Regions from separate parts of the Homo sapiens genome. Here region 2 is linked to region 1. A link is an interaction called in ENCODE POLR2A ChIA-PET data of the cell type or tissue named here. Cell type or tissue: MCF 10A. All regions are shown on one strand. Links, peaks and the distances in the headings refer to the core of each region. The heading gives the core; the rest is flanking DNA. Region 1 overlaps PNLIPRP3 (pancreatic lipase related protein 3). Region 2 overlaps CCDC172 (coiled-coil domain containing 172).

Region 1 (4,409 bases), core at 161-4,160:
TGAGCTAGATGTGGTGGCTCGTGCCTATAATCCCAGCAACTTGGGAGGCTGAGGTAGGAAGATCACTTGAGGCCAGGAGTTCAAGATCACCCTAGGCAACATAGTGAGACCCTGTCTCTAAAAAAATTGTTTAAAATTAGCCATGTGTGGTGTCATGGGTCTGTAATCCAACTATTCAGGAGGCTGAGGCGGCCAGATGGCTTGAGCCCAGGAGTTTGCAACTGCAGTGCGTTATGATGGAGTCATTGCACTTCAGCCTGGGCAACACAGTGAGACACTGTCTCTAAATAATAATAATAATAATTTTTGGTACTTTTATAATATGTAGCCATAACTATTTAGTAAAAATATATTAAAGAAGGTTGCTAAAGATCAAATTTAGTGAAAGGCTTTCGAGCAGCTTTAGAATAGGTCTACTAACTATTAAATAATTTTTAATTATTATTTTTCCTTAATCTCTTTCTGCTTGAAACAGGAGATCAGTGCGGTTAATTCTTCAACTATCCAAGCCTCATATTTTGGAACAGACAAGATCACCCGTATCAACATAGCTGGATGGAAAACAGATGGCAAATGGCAGAGAGACATGTGCAATGTATGACATGAATAAGCTCCTTTTTACACTAGCATGCGAGCTTTATGTTTAACATGAATGTACTTTGCAAGGTATTGATGTATATTCATGGAAATCTTCCATTCAGTTATCCACAATTATCCGTGTTCTGGGGCCTCAAATTAGTTATCCATTTCCCATTTATTTTTATTATAAATTGCACAGATTACAAGGGAAGCAAATTTGTATAATCACTCTTGAATAAATTCTTCTCTTGACAGGAGATTAAATGGTATGATCAATTTCTCATTTAATTTAAGAAAAACAATTTCCAAGTTAACTCCATGAAATTAATCTTTCTCTCCTATACTTAAGATTAATAGACTGCTAACATCATAAGCAGTTAAATATTTATAAGGCCATATAGTGAAGATAACATTAGTACCTATCTCACGGAGTGAGAATTAAATTTATATATATGTGTTTTATATATATAACACATATATATAACACATATGTGTTTATATATATAACACATATATATAAACACATATATATAAATTTAATTCTCACTCCGTGAGATAGGTACTAATGCATAGGTGCTAATTACTAATGTGTGTGTGTGTGTGTGTATGTGTGTGTGTGTGTGTGTGTATGTATGTGTGTGTGCATATATATATATATATATATATATATATATATATATATATATGGGTTAGGACATACGTATATATATGGGTTAGGACAGAGCTTAGCCTGTGGTAGGTTCTCTATTAACACCTAAGTATTACTCCATTTTCATACTGCTATAAAGAACTGCCCTAGACTGGGTAATTTATAAAGGAAAGAGGTTTAATTGACTCACAGTTCAGCATAGCTGGGGAGGCCTCAGGAAACTTACAATCACGGCGGAAGGCACCGCTTCACTAGGCAGCAGGAAGGAGAAGTGCCAAGTGAAGGGGGAAGAATCCCTTATAAAACCATCAGATCTCATAAGAACTCACTATCACGAAAACGGCACGGGGGAAACCACCCCCATGAATCAATTACCTCGACCTGGTCTCTCCTTTGAGACGTGCAGATTATGGGGATTATGGGGATTACAAATCAAGATAAGATTTGGTCGGGGACACAAAGTCTAACCATATCAACCTACTAGTATAATTTCTTATTATGGAATCAAGTGTTGAGACACGTCGGTTTCCTTGAACACTTATTTATTTAATATTTATATAAATCTTTGTGCCAGGTGTTGCTACAGCTGGAAGATATAAATTGCATTAATTTAGATTGGATCAACGGTTCACGGGAATACATCCATGCTGTAAACAATCTCCGTGTTGTTGGTGCTGAGGTGGCTTATTTTATTGATGTTCTCATGGTAAGAAGAGTTGATTTTTTTTTAATTATATTGAATTGGTTTTGGATATTAACACTCAGAAGTTGGGACAATTTAATGTCTTTTTTTATTAGCTTAGACAGGTACTGAACATGTGAAATAATAAGCATTTGTATATGGCAGACAAAAAAGGAAAAGTTTCTTCGCAGTAAAGAGTCTGTGGTTATTTGAAGCACCACTAGGTGGCAGTGTGTCTACACAGGCTCATCACTAAAAACTGCCCCCGCAAGGTCACTGCCTTGGTCAGCATGTTAGACCACCTCAATCAGTTTCATCAATTGTAAATCTATCCTTAGAATTATAAATTGTTACCATCCTTCAAATATTATTTGTTTAGAATATGACATGTATTTTCACACAAAAACAGGGTTCTGTGCCTGTGAATTAGTTAGGTCTGTAGGCCAGTCCAGACACAACTATTTAACACACATATTCTCTAAAGGAATTAAATAGACCTTGCTATTTATTAGGCCTATACTCTGCGACATTCACGAATCTCCAAATGCTTTCTAAAAAGTAATTTCCCACCCTAAAATGCAGTGTAGTAAAATCTAAAGATGCATAATCCTTTCAGATTTTTAAGGAGGGTTCATTCATTCATTCAACAAATATATATTTCACTCTGCACTTACTGTGGGCTAGGCATGGAAGATATGACTTGTAAGTAAGACAGTGTTTCTGCTCTGACAAAATGTACACTCTAGTAGGCAATGGAGGCACACACAGAAACAAATGAACAAGAAAATGTCAGTTGGTGACAAGTACTGGGTGAAGAAAATGCAAGGCAGTAGAATGGAGAATGGCAGAAGCAGAAACAAATTGTATGAGCAACCAGGTTAGGTGATATTTGAACATTGACCACTGTCAGTAAACATCCTGAAGAAGGAATTAGGGATCCAAAGACTCATTTATGCCCCGACACTTCTCTATCTTCTCTTTCCACTCTATCAGGGAAGACTAAGGTACAAGATCTTTAGAGAAAGTCTTTGAAAGGATGAAATCAGATTCATCTTCATCTTCTCTTTATAAAAAAAAAAAGCCAGCTGTAAGCTTTTGTGAGTTTCTTTATTGACCTTAGGGCCTGAGCTGTGGGCTTTCCTATGTCCAATAAATAAATAATAGTGGTTCATAGGAAGCTGACAGGAGATGTTTGCAGAACTGAAGGGAAAAATGTTTGTTGAATTAAAATGTTCATTGAATTGAATAGGCAGCCTTGAAGTGGGAAAAGGGTTTAGGGTGAGTGGGCTCCAGGGCCTCTGGGGATAATTCAGGATTCAAGCTTAAAGAAGGAGCAGCTAAAGGAACAGCTGAGTCTCTTCTCCACCTCTCTTTCTGTCATCTCATCACAAGTTACTAGCCCACCACAATTCACCACCTGGATTGGTACTGAGGCAAGCAGGTGCTTGGGAATGGGGTAGGAAGATGGGGAAGAAGGAGAAGAATGAAGGGGATAAGGGCTGAGAGTGATCTCAAATACCAACCTATATAAGGAGATAGGAAAGAAAATAGTCATTTAAAATAGCGGCAACAGTCGGCCGGGAGTGGTGGCTAATGCCTGTAATCCCAGCACTTTGGGAGGCCAAGGCGGGTAGATCACAAGGTCAGGAGATCGAGACCATCCTGGCGAACAAAATGAAACCCCGTCTTTACTAAAAATACAAAAAATTAGCTGGGTGTGTTGGCGGGCACCTGTAGTCCCAGCTACTCGGGAGGCTGAGGCAGGAGAATGGTGTGAACCCGGGAGGCGGAGCTTGCAGTAAGCCGAGATGGCGCCGCTGCACTCCAGCTTGGGCCAGAGTGCGACGCTGCGTCTCAAAAAAAAAAAAAAAAAAAAAAAAAAATAGTGGCAACAGTAGAGGAAGGGATGTTCTAATGACCATGTAGCATTCATTGGCAGTTATTCACATATGTAAATGAGAGAGAAAATATTCTTTGTTCTGTGACTTATAAAACTGTCATAACTGGTGGAAAAAAATGGAATATTTGATCAAATGAAAAATGTATGCAAGTATAAATCAATTGCTTGATTTTCATGATAATTATGAGAGCCTGAAACTTAGGTGAAACTAAAAATGCTTGCTCAGGAGTGACATTATTAAGATAATAGGAATAGGGAGACCTGGATCCTTCTTTCTCTGACAAGCACACTGATTCAACAGTAACAGACAAATTTTCTTTGTGAGAAATTAAGAAACTAGTTGAGAGGCTCTTACATCCTGGGTAAATATAAAACCAGCTACAACGAAGGCCAGAGGAAAATTTGAGATACCTTCTTGTCTTAACTTCTACCTCTGACCCAGCACCATATGATCTGAAGGAAACTCCTAGCTTCCCGCTTCACCTTGTGGACAGAAAAAGTGGGACGTCATATCCAATGTTTCAGCTTTTCTGGGGGCTGCTTAGGGTAATCACTTCAATCTCACATGTCTTGGAGCACTGATAGAACCCAGAATATTT
Region 2 (4,409 bases), core at 146-4,145, 91 kb before region 1:
GTCAATTATATGATTTATTTTAGTTTTGTTCAACATGCTTTCTTGAGCATCTACTGTATATACTACACCAGGCACTGTTCAGAAATTGGGATTTAAAGATGAATGAGGCATAGTTCCTGTTTTCAAGGAGCTTGTGATCTAATGTGGAAGAGAGACAAGTAAAAGGATAATTTAAATATTATGTGGAGAACTTTTACGTATCGTCATGAGGAATAATTTTATGGAATTTTCCCTTCTATCACAACTAAAAGACTGGAGAAAATTATATGAGAAACTACTTTTAGATATTGAGGACAAGAGAGTACAGGACCACGATCCCTGAGAGAAGGGAAACAAATGAGGTAAGCCCTAATTGCCCAAGCCTTCTCACTGGATATAGTTTTTGGATAGTAGCACTGGGAGGAGGAACTTAAGCAATGCAAAATGGTCTGAGTTGAGGAAACAAAGATTGGAATTTAGGGAGGCCAAGTTAGCTAGAATTTTCAGGACAATGTACTTGAGAGGACAGATCCACACAGAGAAAAAGCTCTGGAAATCTGGATGGAGATCCTCTTGAGTCTTTGGATGTACTTGAACCTGTGTATACAGACAGGAAACCCCACTGGGCTGAGTAAAGAAAAACTACTGGGGAGCAATAAGGTGGACAATTCTAAGAGCTCATATGGGAATGGAAGACATTCATGTTCCATCTTGTCACAATAGAAATATTTCATTAAACAGAAGAGTTCTGCCTTAATAGAAGGATTAAATTAAATTAAATATTCTTCTAGACCTACCCTAAAAAATTCTTATAAACAAGATTTGCACATGACCCATAAGTAGCTTACCTGCCTACTAAAACAAACATCAACATCCTTTATGGGAAGACAGCAAAACTCATTTAACAAAATAGTAAACACAATGTTTGGTATACAGTCAAAAATTACTAGACATGTAAAGAAGCAGCAAATTACAACTCAGAGCAAGGAGGAAATTTGGTCAATAGTAACATACCTAGAAATGATATAGATGATGCAATTAGAAGGAAAAATAATTAAAGCTTTTAGAATATTCTAAGTATACTCAAGGACATGAGCATAATGAGGAACTAAATGGAGGATATAAAAATAACCAAAGACACAGAAGAAATATTTGACAAAATTCAACAACTTTCATGATAAAACCACTCAATAAACTAGGGATAGAAGGGACTTTCCTCAATCTGATAGAGGGCATCTATAGAAAAACCCACAGCTAATGTCATTCTTAATGATAATGGAATGAATATTCCCCTCTAAGATCAGGAACAAGACAAGGATATTTACTCTTACAACTTCTAATCAACATTATAGTGGGGGTTTTAGGCAGAGCAATTAGGAAAAAAAAAAAGAGAAAAAGAAAAAGCATCCATATTGGAAAGGAAGAGGTAAAGCTATCTCTATTCAAAGATAACATGATCTCGTATATAGAAAACCTAAGGAATCTACAGGAAAACTATTAGAGCTAATAAACAAGGCCGGGCACAGTGGCTCATGCCTGTAATCCCAGTACTTTGGGAGGCCAAGGCGGGTGGATCACGAGGTCAGGAGATCAAGACCATCCTGGCTAACATGGTGAAACCCCGTCTCTACTCAAAATACAAAAAATTAGCCGGGCATGGTGGTGGGCGCCTGTAGTCCCAGCTACTCAGGAGTCTGAGGCAGGAGAATGGCATGAAACCTGGAGGTGGAGCTTGCAGTGAGCCGAGATCGCGCCACTGCACTCCTTCCTGGGCGACAGAGCGAGACTCCATCTCAAAAAAAAAAGAATAAATGTGTACATCCACCTCATACCATACACAAAAATTAACTCAAAATGGATCAGACAGCTAAATGTAAGAGCTAAAAATGAAAAACTCTTATAAGAAAATACGGGTGTAACTCTTCATGAGCTTGGATTAGGGAATGGTTTATTTTAGATATGCACAAGCAATAAAGTATAGATAAATTGGACTTCATCAAAGTTAAAAACTCTTGTGTTTCAAAGGATACTATCAAGGAAGTGAAAAGACGACCACAAAATGGGAGAAAATATTTGCAAATCATATATAAGGGACTTGTATTCAGAATATATTAAAAACTCTTACAACTTAATAAAAAGATAACCCAATTTAAAAATGGACAAAGGAATTAAATAGACGTTTCCCAAAAAAGCTATACAAAGCCACTTCCAGTAGGGGCTTGTCTTCCAGGACAAGATGTGGAGGAGAAAGACAGTGGTATTGATGATCCTGACCTTGTGTAGGCCTAGCCTAATTATATGTGTTTGAGTGTAAATAGTTTAAAAAGAAAAAAAATATTTTTATACAAATGTACGATGTATTTTTTTAAGCAACATGAAAAGTTGCTTACATTATTAGTTATCAGGGAAAGGCAAATCAAGACCACAATGAGATACCACTAGTGTGGCTATAATAAAGGTGGACAGCAATAGTGTTGGCAAGAATATGGAGAAATTGGAGAAATGTAAAATGATGCAACTGCTTTGGAAGCAGTTTGGCCGTTTCTCAAAGCATTAAACCTAGAGTTACCATATGATTCAATGATTCCACTTCCAGGTATTTAAGAGAATTACAAACATGTCCACACAAGACCTTGTACAGTCGTGCACCACATAACAGCATTTCAGTCTATGAAAGACCATGTATGACAGTGGTGCAATAAGATTATAATGGAGCTGAAAATATTCCTATTGCCTAGTGACGTTGTGGCACAACATATTACATGTTTTTGTGATCGCAGTGTAAACAAACCTATTGTGCTGCCAGTCATATAAAAGTATAGCACATAAAATTATGTACAGTACATAATACTTGCTAAAGATAATAAATGACTATGTCACTGGTTTATGTATTATTATACTTTTTATAATTATTATTTAGAGTATATTCCTCCTACTTATTAAAAAAAGTTAACTGTAAAAAAAGTTAACTGTAAAACAGCCTCAGGCAGGTCCTGTAAGAATTATTCTAGAAGGCATTGTTATCATAGAAGATGACAGCTCCAGGCCAGGCATGGTGGCTCACGACTGTAATCCCAGCACTTTGGGAGGCTGAGGCAGGCAGATTGCCTGAGCTCAGGAGTTTGAGACCAGCCTGGGCAACATGGTGAAACCCCGTCTCTACTAAAATACAAAAAATTAGCCGGGCATGGTGGCATGCACCTGTAGTCCCAGCTACTTGGGAGGCTGAGGCAGTATAATTGCTTTAACCCAGGAGGCGGAGGCGGAGGTTGCAGTGAGCTGAGATCATGCCACTGCACTCCAGCCTGGGTGACAGAGCGAGACTCTGTCTCAAAAAATAATAATAGTAATAAATAAAAGAAGATGACAGCTCCATCCATGTTATTGCCCCTGAGGGCCTTCCAGTAGGGGCTTGTCTTCCAGGACAAGATGTTATGGAGGTCAAAGATAGTGGTATTGATGATCCCACCCTTGTGTAGGCCTAGGCTAATTGTGTGTATTTGTGTCTTCGTTTTTTACAAAAAAAGTTTAAGAAGTAAAACATAATATATTTTACAACTGTACTGTATATTTGTTTTAAGCTAAGTGTTATTACAAGTCAAAATGTTTTTAAAAAGTTAACTTAAAAAGTTAAAGAAAGTGAAAGTTAATTTATTATCAAAGAAAGAAAAATATTTTTAAAGTAGTGTAGCCTAAGCGTAGTGTTGATAATGTCTAGAGCAGTGTACGGTAATGTCGTGGGCCTATGCATTCACTCACCACTCATTGACTCACTCAAAGCAACTTCCAGTACTACAAGCTCCATTCATGGTAAGTATCTTACACAGGTATACCATTTTTTATCTTTTATACTGTATTTTTGCTGTACCTTTTCTAGGTTTAGATATATTTAGATACACAAATGCTTATTACGGTGTGCCTACAGTGTTCAGTACAGTAACATGCTGTATAGGTTTGTAACCTATGAGCAATAGGCTATACAGTATAGCCTATGTGTGTAGTAGGCTACCCCATCTTAGTGAGTGTGAGTACACTTGATGATGTTCTCACAACAACATAATCACATAAGGACTTTTTTCTCAGAACATATCCCTGTTGTCAAACAACACATGGCTGTACATGAATGTTCATAGCATTATTCGTAGTAGCAAAAAAGTGGAAACAACCCAAATGTCAATCACGTGAGGAATCCAAAAACAAAATATGGGCATATATATACAGTGGAATTATATTCAGGCATCAAATAAATGAAACACTGAAACATGCTACAAAATGGGTAGTCCTTTTAATCATTATGCTAAGTGATAGAAGCCAGATGCAAAAGACCACATATTGTATGATTCCATTGTTGTGAAATATCCAGAATAGGCAAATCTGTATATAGAGAAAGTAGATCAGTGGTTGCCTAGGGCTGGCAGAGTTAGGGGAAA

What was found. ChIA-PET counts read pairs that join two places held together with the same protein. Peaks named below come from ENCODE experiments on the same cell type or tissue, not always from the same donor. Only the 100,000 strongest peaks of a DNase experiment are listed, where the experiment ranks them.
Region 2: POLR2A ChIA-PET joins it to region 1 with 6 read pairs; 2 of 35 experiments call an interaction of 5 or more read pairs at or near these places.

What each region holds. Positions count from the first base shown.
Region 1 is chr10:116,442,580-116,446,988 of GRCh38, forward strand. PNLIPRP3 (pancreatic lipase related protein 3) reads left to right here. Exons shown (of 12, transcript NM_001011709.3): 3 at 476-595; 4 at 1,803-1,934. Among named protein-coding and RNA genes, the nearest start is that of PNLIPRP3, 17 kb to the left of the region's middle. In MCF 10A, for the core only: a CTCF peak has its summit at 2,142 (motif pointing right); no DNase peak of the experiment used is centred there.
Region 2 is chr10:116,351,419-116,355,827 of GRCh38, forward strand. The region is part of intron 5 of CCDC172 (coiled-coil domain containing 172); the gene reads left to right. Among named protein-coding and RNA genes, the nearest start is that of CCDC172, 29 kb to the left of the region's middle. In MCF 10A, for the core only: no CTCF peak of the experiment used is centred there; a DNase peak (open chromatin) is centred at 2,583.